2 separate regions of the Homo sapiens genome follow, and region 1 is linked to region 2. The links are chromatin contacts, found by Hi-C in ENCODE. All regions are on one chromosome and are shown on one strand. Each heading gives the region's core, a stretch centred on a gene start or an enhancer-like site at or near the end of the contact. The rest is flanking DNA. Distances are from core to core; before and after follow the strand shown.

Evidence for each region. Hi-C counts contacts between places; a loop is a spot of excess contacts on that map. Pooled maps may share reads with other maps.
Region 1: a loop to region 2 is called in a pooled map, with 11 times the contacts of the local background. The contact joins the promoter of TBL1X here to the enhancer-like site in region 2. A Hi-C loop is called at or near these places in 6 of 50 pooled maps.

Annotation. Positions count from the first base shown.
Region 1 is chrX:9,461,373-9,469,079 of GRCh38, forward strand. It overlaps TBL1X (transducin beta like 1 X-linked), which reads left to right and starts at 3,686. Exons shown (of 18, transcript NM_005647.4): 1 at 3,686-4,075. RefSeq lists enhancers at 1,617-1,911, 2,286-3,114, 2,942-3,141 and silencers at 3,372-3,951, 4,072-4,211, 4,512-4,661.
Region 2 is chrX:7,081,184-7,088,791 of GRCh38, forward strand. All of the region lies in intron 2 of PUDP (pseudouridine 5'-phosphatase), which reads right to left. Among named protein-coding and RNA genes, the nearest start is that of STS, 63 kb to the right of the region's middle. RefSeq lists enhancers at 956-1,456, 1,457-1,957, 2,077-2,146. Within about 2 kb of position 2,873, at least 9 of the 41 ENCODE cell types and tissues checked have a DNase peak (open chromatin) inside an H3K27ac peak, as active enhancers do.

The DNA.
Region 1 (7,707 bases), core at 2,436-4,935, 2.4 Mb after region 2:
CGAACTGTCTTCTGAAGTAGCTGTACAATTGTGCATTCCCATTAGCAACAAATGAGAGTTGCTGTTGTTCTGCATCCTGTCAGCATCTGGGATTGTCAGTTTTCTGGATTTTAGCCATTCTAATGTATGTAGTAGTATCTCATTGTTACTTTAACTTGCAATTCCCTAATGATATATGATGTTCAGCATCTTTTCATATGCTTACTTGCCATCTGTATATCTCTTTGATGAGTTTTTTTCTGATCGTTTGCTCTTTGATTCAGTTGTTTATTTTCTCATCGTGGAGTTTTAAGAAATATGTATATATATATACACATACATATACACATATGTACATATATCTGTACACGCACACACACACACACACACACACACACACACACACTCTAAAAAAAAATTAGAGACAAGGTCTTCTCTGTCGCCCAGGCTGGAGTGCAGTGGTGAGATCACAGCTCACAGCAGCCTCAACAGGTGTGAGCCACTATGCTGGCCTGCATATTTCAAATACAATCCTTAATCAGATATGGAATTTGCAAATATTTCCTCCCATTCTGTGACTTGTCTTCTCATTCTCTTAACAGTGTCTTTTGTAGACTTTTCAAATTTTAGTGATGCCCAACTTACCAATTTTTTTTTCTTTTACGCATCATGCTTTTGGTGTTCTAGCTACACAGTCATTACCAAACCCAAGGTCATCTAGATTTTCTATGTTATCTTCTAAGAGTTTTTATAGTTTTGCCTTTTACATTTGGGGGTATGTTCTATTTTAAGTTAATTTTTGTGAAAGATAAAAAGCCTAGTTTTTTTTTTTTTTTTGGCATATGGGTGTCCAGTTGTTCCAGCACCACTTGTTAAAAAGGATGAATTGCCTTTGCTCCTTTGTGAAAGATTAGTTAAGTATATTTGTGTGAATTCCTACTGCCTTTTAATTAAAATTTTGGGTACTGTTTATGGGGAATGCTGGTAGTATTTGTTGCAAGCAGATTCTTGTTTTCCCCTCCCTCCAGTCAATAACTGAAAATAAGTGTTTGCAACACACACACGCGCACACACGCACATGGCTAGTGCAGTGGGTTTCTGTGTAAATCACTGTGGACCCCTCGCCCTGTTATCCTTTAGCTTTCTCAGAATACACTACCTCCTTGCCGCTCTACTTTATTTCCTTGTTTTCTCCCACCTTATAGGACTGCACATTTGAAAAATCGTTGAAACAGATTAAATAACACAGTCTAATTATCACCCACCTACAGTCCATCTAGTATTTCAAAAAGAGGAATTTTGGTGATTTCACGATAAATGTAGGCGGTCTCTCTTCCTGTCTTAGGTCTTACAGTGTCCTTTGGGGTCCTGTGAGTCTATGATAAAAGATATTGACTCTTTACGGGTAATAAGGGTGGTGGGATTATGGGGATATTGTCAAACAGTCAAGATGAATTCTCAGCTCTTTTGCATTGTCAATTACAGGAGCTCAGCTGTAAATCCTGGCCACACTGGGCTCCAGTTTGAAAGTGAGGATTTCCACCACTTTCCCATACTTTAAAAGACTGGCATCTGCCAAGTAATCAAAACACACAAAGAGGCCTTTTAACCAAGTTTAGCTTGGAATTTCCAACTGCTAACCACAAGCAGGTCTGGCAAGCTAGGAGGCTGGTTGGCTGCGCAGCTACTCCAGAGTGTGCGGTAGCCGAGGGCTGCGTCCGCGTAAAGCCCAGAGCTGTAATGATGTCAACTTGTTATTTACTTTCCAAATCTGAATGACTGAGCAAGGCGAAAGGAGAATCAATCAACCACAATGTGACCCTACAGGCGGAAAAAACGCAGCACTCCCACCAGCAGGCGGTGGGGGAAGGGAAGCACGTGTAGCCAGGGCAGGGTTGCATCATGAGCTCGTTCGGGTTTTCTATTGCACCCTTCGTTTTTCTATTGCATGTAATACCTCAGCATCAGTCTGCACAAGCCCAGGGAGCCCAGGAGCAACGAAGGGCAGGCTCAAGGGAAGGCCCCACCATGTCCTTCTGGGGGGCCTTGAATGGCAACTGATACATAATAAGACACAATCTATTCTGCTGATTCACAATTATGGAGACTGTGTAAGTGTGTATTTTTTTATTGATGTCCTCTAATGATGGTGTAGCAACAGTCGTTTTGCATCATTGACGTTTTACAGCAATATTTTGCAGGGTAATTTTGAGGTCCGCCGTTTTGGTGGAGGACCGGCCTCTTAAAAACTCACCTCCGGCCGGGCACGGTGGCTCACGCCTGTAATCCCAGCACTTTGGGAGGCCGAGGCCGGCGGATTGCCTGAGGTCAGGAGTTCAGACCAGTCTGGCCAATATGGTGAAACCCCGTCTCTACTAAAAATACAAAAAAAATTAGCTGGGCGTGGTGGCATGCGCCTGTAATCCCAGCTACTCGGGAGGCTGAGGCAGGGGAATTGCTTGAACCAGGGTGGTGGAGGTTGCAATGAGCCGACAGCGCGCCACTGCACTCCAGCTTGGGCGACAGAGCGAGACTCCTCAGAAAAACAAAAACAAAAACAAAAAAACAAAAACCTCACCTTAGGTCCCCCTCCCCCTACAACCAGAACAACAAATGGTCTAGAGTTCGAGGAAGAGCAAGTGAGGTTATAGTTTAGATTGCTGAGTGTACCGGGCTCTTAGCACGAAGCTCATTATATAGTAAAGGAAGGGGCAAGAATATTTGAAAAATATTCAACGAGGCTGACCCCAGAGGTGCTGGGGAGGGGGAGTGGAGATCTGTTTAACTGAATTAAGGCTGCGAGTGGTTGGGAGTAGCCTACGTGGAGGGGAGGAAGGAGCGCTGGGGACTTAGGTACACCGGGGCCAGGCCGTGTAAGCCATTGCAACATAAAGCACTTTGCAAGGGCCAGAGGGCTGATGCCTGGGGGGTTGGGGTGGGAGTGATGAGGCCCGAGTGCCCAGGTCCCCCCAACCTCCTCAGCCCCCACACCCGAGTTCCTGGCGCCTATGCCTGTGTGTCTGAGTTTGTCCCTAAGCATTTCTGGCTCTTCTTGGGAGGTGTTTTGCAAAGGTCGAGGCTCCGCCGGAACCCCCACTTTTTGAGCTGGGGTAAAGACTACTGGGGTGTCTTCTAAGACGCCGATTTTGAGGGAGATTCACCATCGGGCAGGTGGCAGGGGGTTCTGTTGGGGCAGCCGGGTGGCTTCCTTTTTGGGGTGGGGGAGGGTAACACTTTAGCAGTGATCGAGGTTCCCCTGCCCCCTAGAAACTGAGGGGGTGGCCGAGGTTCCCGTCCCCTCGAGGCAGTCGTGGAAAGGCTGGGTTTGGGATGTGATGGGGGTAGCCCTGGGGTCCTCTCAGTCCCACGGAGGCCACGGGGAAGGGACCGGGACCAGAGCAACTAGGGAGAGGCCCGGGTTCCCCTCACCCACCCTAGGCGTGGGGGAGCGGGGCGGGCTTGGTAGGGACGCTGGTCCCCCGACCGTGGGACAGGGGCTGGGTTGGGACGCGGGTCCCCACTAGGAGCCGCGGGGGAGGGGCAGGGCCGGAGTCCCTACCCTCGTAGGGGAGGGGCTGGTTCGGGACGCGGCTCCCCCGGGGCGCAGGGGCGGGGCCGGGTGGTACGCCGGGTCCCCTCCCACGGCCGTGAGGGAGGGGCCGGCGGCGGGGGCGGACCCCTGGCGGTCCTCCTGGCTGGGGTCCGCGCGCTCGCGGCAGCTCCCCGTGGAGGTCACTGTCCGTGCCAGTCCCTCCCGCTGTCCCGCCCTCTCCCGCTGCCGCCGCCGCCGCCGCCGCGCCCGCCTCAGCGCCCCCACTCCGCGCTTGGGAGCGAGGAGCCGCCAGCGCCCCCGCCCCGCCGCCGCCGCAGCGCCCTCAGGCCGCCATTCGCCACCGAAACTTTCCAGCGCCCGCGCTCTCTCCGGGACTCGGCGGCGGCGGGGCGGGGGCGGCCCGGGGGCGGCGCGCGGCTGCTCCGGGGCGCCGGGCCCTCTTCGGCCGCCGCACGGCCGGGACTCGGAGGCTGCCGGCTGGAGGGAGGTTCGGAGCGCGGCCGGGCGCGCGGCGCCGCCACAAGTTGCGCTGCTCGCGACGAGGTGAGTGCGCAGGGCTCGGCGGGCCGGGCGCGGGGTCCGCAAACTTCTGCGGGGAGGCGGGTCCCGCGCTGACCCTCCAGGGTCCGGCCGGCGGCTCGGGGCGCCCGAACGCTCCACCCGCCCCTGGAACTCCTGTAGGTGCAGGTCGCCAACTGTCCCCGCGGCGCTCGGACTGGGGTGCGGCGCGCTCCCAGGAGCCTGAACAATACCCCGAGGTGGCCGCTCCCCGAAGTGCCGGCGCGCCTTGCGGGGAGAGACGGAGGTCGGCGGGGGGCTCCTTTGTTTTGGGGAGGGGGAAGTGGCCGGTAAGTTTAGGGAAGCGCTCGGCTTTTCCTCCGGTGCCCCTTTGTCTGCCGATTCAGGGGCTTGCTGGGCAAACCTGCGCCACCGCGGGCTCCGGGGACCGGGGTGGAGGGCGGTGGCGGGATTTCCCCGCTGTTGGGGAGAAGAGCCCCATTCATACCCGGGACGCGGGCCGGCCCTCCCGGACCCGGGTGGAAGCGCAGCCTCGCGGAGTGGGGCAAGCGGCGGGCGAGGTGGCGCGGGCCCCGTGTCTGCTCAGTTTCTGACGCGCAGAAACTGTCAAGGAAGTCGGGAGCCCCAGTCCTCCGCCCATCTCCCCGGCCTGAGCGCACGGCTGGGCTGGGGGCACCCTTGGCCCGTCGAGGGTCTGCAGAGCGCCGCCCGGGGAGAGCGCAGACCTGTTGCTGCTCCTGGGCTCTGACGGGGCGGGTGGGGTGGGTCTCGCAGATCCTGGGCCCCGGCCTTGCTATCCAGGGGGACCTTCCCTAACGATGGGACCGGTGCTCGGAGTGGAGTATGGGGAGTGCGCCTTCGGGAGTCGGCGCTGGCCGGATATGTGACAACTGTGGGTCGCTGGAGGCCCGCCTGCGCTGGGATAGGGCCTGGACTTCACGTGCGTCGCCTGTGTTCCGTCAGACCGGGGCCGGGGCTCGCTCCCTGCAAGGCCTCGTGTTCCCCCAGCCAGCTGCGTTGGACGTTCCACAAAGGTAGGGACTGACGTTTATTCTCGAGTCAGTGATGTTCTGGAGCAAAACCTAAAAAGAAACAAAAACCTACCCTCTATTGTATTTGCAACTGTTTCTGCTTTGCATTGTCATGTGTGGTTTGACCTGCCTTTTGGATGTTTTCCTCTCCTGAAACATCGCCCAGTCCCTGGTTTAACCTGGAAGGCGAGGGGGAAGGAAGGCAACCTCCCTGCTAAGGTTCCAGGCAGTGGCTTTGGTGTTGGAAGTGGCACTTGACGATTTTATGAAAAGTTTACAAGTCCTTCCTAGAAAAGATGTAATTAGGAAAAATAAAATACAGAAGAACGTTGAGTATGACGCGTTTATTTTAAAGGGTAGTCCTGTCTCAAATGTGCTGCACATTTTTGTGGAAAGCCACCAAGCTGGGTAACTAATGCAAACAACAAAAGTTGTTCATCACTGGATCACCGGCCCTTAAGGCGATTCCAGCCCTTAGTAGAACACACACCTGTAGGGCAAATATGGAGATTTGTGGTGTAGTGCTGCCACCCTCGCTCCCCAACTCTCAGGCATTTTGCCCCTTTACCTCAGAGAACTTCTCTCTGTCAGTGGTTTTAAAGAGGAAACAGTTTGCAAAAATAACTTTATTGTAGACATACTTAGAAGTGAATGTTTCAATTTCTGGAGTTTTCCCATCAATTATATCAGTACCACTGGTTCTGTACAACATCATCTTAGTTAGAAGATTTTTTTTCACCTTTTAAGGTGACGAACAGAGGCGGGAAAATGGTCCCTGCAGAGGGAGGCCATCTCCAGCAGGTCCCGAGGGTCAGGAATTCAGATTATCCGATCTACTCCTGCTGGATAGGAGCACACCTCCGCTAGAACCTGGGTCCGGCCCCCTCCCAGTTTTCTGCAGGGCGTCCAGATTCCGGTGCTCTGCCCCGCAGCAGTGCCCTGTGGGCCTCCTGGCTTAGCTGATCAGCACAGCTTCTCTGCCCAGCGAGGCAGGACCATCCTCCCACTGCTTTCCTGATGCCTTGGATTTGCTTTTTTTCCTCCCTTAGGAAAAGCAAAAAAACCTAATATGCTACATCCGAGAAGTTGTTAATCTTTCACTACCACATGCATTGAAAAATCAGTTCCACCCAGGAAGCAACACTAAAGGCATATTGTAAACACTTTTTTTTTTTTAGTTGGAAAGATAAACTTTTTTCCCCCATAACTATTTTTAGTTAGCCGGAGACTGGACTCGAGTTTTTACCTCCGGTCTTGCCCCCTCCACTCCCGCCCTCACTTTCTGTGGGGCTCGACCACATGGACCATGCTGGCCAGACTGGCAAACATGAAACCCACCAGAACCAAAAGAAAAGCTGGATATGGGAAGGGGCCGAAGAAGTCCACATGTTTCTAAAGGGCAAAGAGCCTAGGCTGAGGAGAGACGTTTCAGATCTCCAGGGGAGAAAGACAGCCGTTAAGGAGTCCGCCGGGCTGCTGCCTGCCTGGCCAGCGGGAGCCTGACTTCAGATGCCTGCGCCTCCCAAGCTGGCCCCCTCCCACACAGCCATCGCCATCCAGTATTTAGGGAGAATCCACCGCATGCCTGAAGGTTGCAGAAGTGAATTGGAAACCGTTACAAATGGAATTGGAACAAATTTAAAGTTAAGATGGAAGAGAGAATATGTTGAGTTTTCAGAGGAAGTCGGGTACTGCTTCCTTTTCTTGTCTAGGTTTGTTCTTGTCCGATGGGATCAGAGAGATTTGAGATGGGGCATGATAGGCGGCGGGTTCAGGAGAAAGGGAAGCTTTAGAAATGAAGGTAGAAAAGATGCTTGCTTATTGGAACAGTATTTTCAACGTTGAGCTCTGGAATGTTGCAGCCAACTAATGGTTCTCATTTGGGACAGTTTTGTCCCCCACTTTTGAAGGGAGCATTTGCCAATGTCTGGAGACATTTCCCTTCCTGCAACTGTTAAATTAGCAAACAGGTTGAGCCAGCTGGGTGTGGACCTGCATTTTCCTCGTGGAGGCCCTCTTCCAAGTGTCAGTAGGAAAAGGGCTCCCAGAGTGTGGTCCTGCTGCGGGACCTTGGCCCCCACGTCCAAGTGAGCCCCAGAGGTGCCCCAAGCCCTGCCTGGTCATGGGGAATCTGGGCTCCCGCTGAACTTGGGCGCTGGGGACAGCTATGAGGGAAACCTGGTTTGCAGCTAGCTTGCCGTGCACTGACTGGAGCTTTGGGCAAATCAGTGAACTTCTCTAACATTAATTTTCTCATTGAGAGAGGAGGTGGGTAGGAGTATATATATATATATGTAATTATATATATAGGGGTCGGGTAGAGGGAGAGAGAGATTTCCCAGGCTCCTTGTATTAAAGGAGATAGAGTTATTATATTTCTCATTTAGTTTTTATTTATTTGTTTATTTTGAGACAGTGCAATTATTATAGCTAGCTGCAGCCTCAACCTTCTGGGCTTAAGCAATTCTCCTGCCTCAGCCTCCTAAGTAGCTGGGAGTACCAAATGCGCACTACCATACCTGGCAATTTTTTTATTTTTATTTTTAGTAGACACAGGCTCTCACTGTGTTGCCCAGGCTGCTCTCAAACTCCTGGGCTCCAGTGATCCTTCCTCCTTGACCTCCC
Region 2 (7,608 bases), core at 1,623-4,122:
GGATCTTGCTCTGTGACCCAGGCTGGAGCAGAGTCAAACAATCATAGCAGCCTTGACCTCCTGGGCTCAAAACGATTCTCCAGCCTCAGCCTCCCGAATAGCTGGGACTACAGGTGCATGTCACCATGCCTGGTAAATTTTTTTATGTTTTGTAGAGACAGGGTCTCCCTATGTTAGCTAAGCTAGTCTTGAAGTTCTGCTTCAAGTAATCCTCTTGCCTCGGCCTCTCAAAGCCCTGGGCTTAGAGATGTGAGCCACTGTACCCGGCCGATTATTTTATTTTAGCTTATCCTTCTTGCATTTCTATTGCTGTGAATTATTTCTAAGGTGGAGTAGATAAACAAACACACACCAATGTGTCTAGACTGGAATGCAGCTCAACATTCTTATTGATGGAGAATGAATCAAAAACGGTTTTGGACGACTGCTTTACACCACCACAACATACTGAGATCTCCAAAATGCTTGGGACTCCTATGAAGATGAAAGCCAAGACAAGACTATGACCACAGTCAGAGATTACGGGACATCCGTCAATTATACGCCCTCTTTGGGCCTCAATTTTGTCATCTGTCAAAGAGCAATGATTAACGTTCCTCATGGAATTAATTCACAAGAAGAACAATGCCTGGAAAATGACATGGGTGAGGAAGCCCCAGATAAATGTTAGGTAGTGTCGTTATCATCAGATATAGCTCCAGTGTATCATCAGGAATGAACGATCCTAATCACCTGATTCAAAACTGCCTGATGCCTTCACAAAGTTTTTCATCTTTTAAAGAGTGCACACAAACTTTGTCTCACTCAGTGGCTTTCCCTGAGAAGTAAAAGACGAAAAAATGCAAATGGAGTTCTGTTCTAGGGAGAAGCTGGTTAATTATGTGTATAAATGAACTCCAGTTCCCAGCTCCTAGAATTTGGTGTGCTTCCGTGGGTTTACAGGAAGGGCAGAGAGACAGATATCTAGGTATCTGTTGCTCCAAACAATCAGCTCACAGGACACATCTCCAGGGGAAGAACTGGGGAATGTGGAGAATCAGCACTGTGAGTGGGAAGAAACGCTCCTGCTTTCCTCCATCCTAGAGACCCAAGGTGGGTGAGAACAGGGATGTGCAATTAAACAGGATTAAACAAAGGAAAGAGGCAGAAGACAGGCAGCTGCCGCGCGGTCTCAGGTGTTCGTGGCATTCTTTTGTTGGGTGATCTGGCCATCAGAACCCTACAAGCCTGAACATTCTCTGTACTACCTAAGACCTGCAGTGAGCAACAGAATCAAGTGGGGGGTACCGGGGGTTGACAACGCAAAGTGGGAGAGGGAACCGCTTAGAGGGCCGTGCATGTCATTAACGCTGTGTGCCGAGAACCATGTCCTGGGCCTCAGTCTAGAAGAGCTCTATGAAGTGAGACATGGAAGACAGCCCGTGCCACTGGGGCAGACGATGTGGTCAGCTGATGGATGCCACCTGGCTACCTGTGAGAAGACGCTGATGCTATCCCAGGACCAGACACACCTGTGGGATTCTGCTGAGCCTCCACTTCCTGCATGGGCATCCTAAGGGTGCCTGGCCCGTCACCCCACCCCACCATGGGGAAGGTGCTTTGGCATGCTGTCTTTCTTAGGGGCTACTTTTGCAACTGCCTGAACAGCAGGTGTTATGCTTCAAAAGCTTTGTGTGACTGAGAGCAGTGGGTTGAACGGTAGCCCCCAAACAGAAGTCCTCACCCATGGTACTTCTGTCTTGTTTAGAAAAAGGGTCTTTGGAGATGTAATTAAGTTAAAAATCTTGAGATGAGCTCACTTTGCCACGTGGAAACGGAGGCAGAGACTGAAGTGATGTGGCCACAAGCCCAGGGATGCCTAGAGCCCCCAGGAGCTGGGAAAGGCAGGAAGGATCCTCCCCTAGAGCCTACAGAGGGAGTGTGGCCCTGAGACACCTTGATTTCAGACTTCCAGTCTCCAGAACTGGGAGACAGTCAACTTCTGTTATTAGAAGTTGCTGAGTTTTCAGTATCTTGTGGCAGCAGCCCCAGGAAATGAACACACAGGTGCTCTGTTCTTGAATGTGAATGAGCAGAACAGACACTGCCAGGTGTTTGTGGAAGAAGACTCAAACAGGCAGAAGACAGGAATCTGCCAGAAAAAAATGACAATCCAGAGAAAAGTGGGCGAGGAAGCAACAGTCATGATAATAATTAGTATTCATGAAGACATATAAGTTACTGAGTCCTTAAAACAAAAACAGAATGCTAGAAAAGAACAATTCCCAGAAGAAGAAAGAACATATGAGGATTAAAATAAATCAGGAGAGGAGGGCCGACACAGGCAATGTCAGCTACGACACCAAGCTGTCTGGGATGCGGTTCAAGACAGTTGTGGGGGGCAGGTGGTGGACAGACGGCTGCTCTTTCTCGTTCCTTAGAAATATGTCCGGTTTGGCTGGGCATGGTGGCTCATGCCTACAATCTCAGCACTTTGGGAGGCCGAGGTGGGCGGATTACTTGAGGTCAGGAGTTGCAGACCAGCCTGACCAACATGGTGAAATCCCATCTCTACTAAAAACACAAAAATTAGCCAGGCGTGGAGGCACATGCTTGTAATCCCAGCTACTCGAGAGGCTGAGGCAGGAGAATCACTGGAACTCAAGAGACGGAGGTTGCAGTCAGCCGAGATCACACCACTGCACTCGACAGAGAAAGACTGTCTCAACAACAACAACAACAAAAAAAAAAAGAAGGAAAAAAAAAGAAATACGTCGTGATTTTTAAAACATTGACAATATTCAAATATACACAGAAAGAAACTGCCTGATTGATATTGCTTTATTTCCTGTGAGGCAGTTTCACTTCCTGAGGACTACAGAGAAACCCTGTCACCCTCCGGCCTCCATCCTCTTCCTAAGACTCAGAATCTGAGCTGTTACCTGCATCTTTGCGGGTGAAGACATAGCTCATGTGCTTTCACTTCCTGGAAACTTTACCAGGCTTCTCACACCCTTGTAACCCGCTGGGATTCACCACAACACCTCCAGCAGCTGGCTGCAGTTATTGCGGTTGTATGTATGTGGTTAGAAACTTCCACTCAAGAATGAGTCACAACCTCTGCACTCCCAAGACCCCATGCAGACATCCAGTGAATAAACTGCTTATTTCCTGCCGTCTGTTTTCCTCATCCTCGTACTCCATCCTCTCTGTTCTTAGGAATGGAAGGCAGTGGTGGGGGCAGGAATCATTCCTTTTCCTTGCAGTACATGTGTGCAGCATGGAATAGAAAGTGATTTCAGATACATAGTGGGAAGGTGAGCTAGTTTTCCTTTGACTCCATCCATGGCTTATGAAGCAAGCTGAATGCTGGCTGTGGGGGTGTGAGGATGGCCCCTGCACTACACAACAATGCTCAGAGTTTCTCAGGGTTTGTGTTTCCAATTAGGAGGCCACGCTTGGCTGGCACATGCTGGGCCCTCAATAAATATCTATGACCGATATTGAATGGACAATTAAGGCAAAGGTCATTAAAAATAACATTTGGCTATGTGAAAATCACTCAGATTCTAGATTTTAAGTGTTCTCCCCACAAAACATGATGAGAAAGTGAGATGATGCATGTGTTCATTACCTTGACGCAGCCACTCCACAATGTATACATACTTCAAAACACGTTGTGTGTGATAACTATATACGATTTCTATTTGTCAATTAAAAAATAAATAAGTTAAAAAAATAGCATCCGGTTATCCGAGTTCATGGTGGGGAGCCTTCTCATGAAGCGGTTAGCATTCTCCTTTACACAAGACAGACCTGTTACTCTCTAATAAGATGCTGCCTCCTGGAAAATGTGTACCCAGAGAGCACACACGGTCCAGCAGACGTCGCTGTTGTGGTATAGCACATGGAGGCAGGGGATAAGATTCGATGTGATTGACAGGCACATTTATCCAAGAGAAAACTTTCAAGATCTGATGGAGTAATGCAGGGTTTCCATTCTTATTTCTTGCCTACTTGAAGTTCCTTGAGCGAGCTGAAAGCACTTACTGTTGCGAGGCTTCCTAAGGAAACATCAGTTCCAGGTTCTTCACAAATGTCACACGTGATCTCACAAGGGTACCATGTTCTGAACAACACTGAGCTTTGGAATACTAGAATTGTTGGCACTTCACAATGCAAGGACTTGTCTCGCTCTCTGAACCCTGGGTTTTACGTGGGCAACTTGGCAAGTCCACGAGCCTTCGGTCATCAATGGACAGTCAGGGGCCACATGCAGGAAGCTGTTGCTGTGTGAAGAGCTGATGCCCTGAGAGAGTGACCAAGAAGGGAGAAAGATGTCTGCAGGTCAAACAGGCACCTGGGATTCCATAAAATGGATGCAAGTTAACTTTAAATCATAAGGGGTAAGCTGTGTAGGTCAGGTATTTACAAAGGGGTCCACGAAATGGATTTTAGCAAACTTCCTTTAAGTTTAACATCTGTTTAACTTTTAAAAACATATGCTGATGCATTTATTTCTTGTTCAAGATTTATCGAAGGAAACATAATTCCATGAGGACACGCTGCTACCATTGTGATAAATGGATTGGTCATGCTCAGTGACAAAAGTGTCTCCTGGACCAGACTCTACTCAGGCTGCTCTGAGTCTTTTTCTCCACAAGGCCCCCACACTGGCCTATAAAGACTTGAACAAGTTCAACAGCTCAAGGTCACACCGCTACATGACTCTAGCCCCCTTAAAGTACTTGCCTACGAAAACTCAAGGCTGCCAAAATAACTGATTGTTGGTTCCAGCCACTCCTGCAGACAAGCCTCTGTGGAAGGGCAGGAGCCTGACTTCTATCAGCACCAGTGAAACCCAGATGGCTTCACACTGACCAAACCCTCTTCCTGCTTTCTGCAATTTTCACTTCCCCAACTCTGCTGAGCCCCTGCTGACCCCTCCCTACTCCCTGAATTTCCCTTTAAAATGCCCAGTCACCTCTGGGATAATTGATGTTGAGCCCAGTTTCACATTGGTCTCTTTTCTCTATTGCAATAGTATATTATGGAAGAAAATCTGTGCTGATCGCTTTAACTACTGTCTGGCTGTGTTTATCCTTGACACTAGAAAATAACCAAAGTCAAATTCCCCAAAGCATATAGTATTCACATTCATATATATAGTTTTAAAAACTGTGACTTTAAGTATAAATTTAAAAGAAATATTAACTAATTTAGGAAATCTGGCTAATATAGATTCTTGATTTTTTATAAGTTCTGTATGTTTATCTATTAAAATGGAACCATCACTTACAAACACTACTGTGCGCTTTTTAGTTCCCTCACAGGAAACCTCTGGTAGCCACAGCCACTGTGAGTGGGCGTCTCTTAATGATTTACTGCAGAGCCATGCCTCAGGCTATCCCTCTTCTGATCTTCTCCAAGCTCTAGGGAGCATGCTTCTTTCTCAGACATCATTGATTTTGGCAGAGCACCTCCTTCCTTTTTCTAGGCCTTCCAAATGAATTCTGCTCTTTTGAAAAGGTGCTTGCTGCTAGGGAGAGGGCCCTTGGCTGTGTGCAGATCTTCAGTCCTAATTTACTAGGGACCCGGCACCAACTCAAAGCTAATATCAGGGATCGCCACTTATGGAATTTGCACCACAGGATCCGGCTTATGGAATTGAGTGACTAACCTATATCCTGGACGTAAGACAGTGTGGTAGTGTGGAAGGAAAGGAAACAGGAGAAAGGAATTGGGTTGAGGGGCTGGAAGAGGAGCAAGGCTCTGGCAAGACTGGCTGAACCTCATGGAACACTCCAGCCAAACACGACTGACTGAGTCCGCGCCCCAGCTCAGGGCCCTCCTGGGGCAACCTGAACAGTGGCAGTCTGAGCTGGGAGTAGGAAAGTATGGGTGGAGGTGTACTGGCTTGACAGTGCTCTCCCCACAAAATTCATGTTCACCTAAAACGTGGGAATAGGACCTTAGTTGGAAATAGGGTCTTTGCAGATGTAATCAAGTTATTATGAGGCCATACTAAATTAAGGTTGGACCCTAAATCCAAAGAAAGGAGAGGGAAATTTGGAGACAAAGACACACAGGACGAGGGAGGGCGTGTGAAAATGGAGACAGAGATTGGGGAGTTGAAGGTACAAGCCAAGGAAAGCTAAGGGTGGCCGGCAACTACCAGCAGCTGAAAAGAGGCAGGAAGGATCCTTCCCTAGAGCCTTGAGAGGGAGTGCAGCCCTGCTCACACCTTGACTTCGGACTTCTAGCCTTCTGAGGTGTCAGACAGTTAAGTTTCTGCTGCTTTAAGCCACGGAGTTTGTTAATTAACACAGCACTACCAGGAAGCTAATACAGTGGGTTGACCCTGGAGGAGAAAACTTGGATAGACTGAGGTTCTATCTGTGAGATGACCTTAAACCATCTTAATTATCTTTCTCAAATTCTGGTACTTGACACACAAATTTGTGATACTTGATGGGGAGACAGTGTGGGAAACCTGTGTTTCCTTTTTTGGCAAACATTAAATACTGACAGAAATAAAGCAGTTATGAAAATAAATATAAACTAACTCCTTTCAAATCTTCAAACAAACAGTTGCAAGAGTCCAGTTTACATTTATTTGGTCTGCTGGTCCCAGGGCAATACAGGCGATGAGCATCCGACTGCCTTTGCTGTTCTACCCACAGCTGGCTGCTTGCTTTGTGGCAATAGGTGCTGTCTAATGTTCTCCGGGGTCACTGAAATGTGATCGGCCTAAACTCCTCCAGCCAAAGAAGCACCTTTCTCTAGAATCTCGTTATCAGTATCACTGATGGCACAGCTTGTGTTCTGGTCCAATTTCATAGACTTATAGCAGAATTTTAGATTAAAATGGAAAGCCAGGGAGGGCAATTCAAACCACTGATCAATGCCTGGTAATTAAGGATGGATCAAATAATAAAAATTAAAACAAAACTATTTTTTTCAGCCATTGAAAATAAAAGAGACAAAGTAATATAGAGAGTAATGCAGAAATTTTATTTAAGGAAAATTAATTTTGCATTTCTACATTAGTTTTTATGAAGTAAACGTAGGACTACAGCGTGTAATTTTTTTTTTAAGTAGCAACAGGATTTTACCAGGCTGGTCTCAAACTCCTGTCCTCAAGCAATCTGCCTACCTTGGCCTCCCACAGTGCTGCAACTACAGGTGTACAATGTGATAGTGGGACTGAATGGTCTCTCTCATTCCTCTGCTAAGCACTAGGACTTTAGAAGAAAAGCCTCTCCACCTGATCCTACTGACCCTAAGTGCCCCTCCTCCAGGCAGGACTTGACACCTTAATGTTAAAAATGACTCAATATTTCCCTGTGCTGTAGATTTGTCTCTGTAACAACTTAACGTGAAAATTTCCCTCTCACTATAGCATGGTGTACTGATCCTTGATCCTTGTTTTCCCTTATAAAGAATGACTAGACTAGGACTTAAACAATAAAATGCCGTTTTATTAATAGCATGGGATACATGTGAGTGTCCTTGTGTTCCAGATTTGCCACTGTAACAATTTACATACAAATTGCCCTCTGACTCTAGCAAGTAGTACTAACCCCTGATCCCTTTTTTAAATCCCTTGCAGAGAATTATTAGACTAGT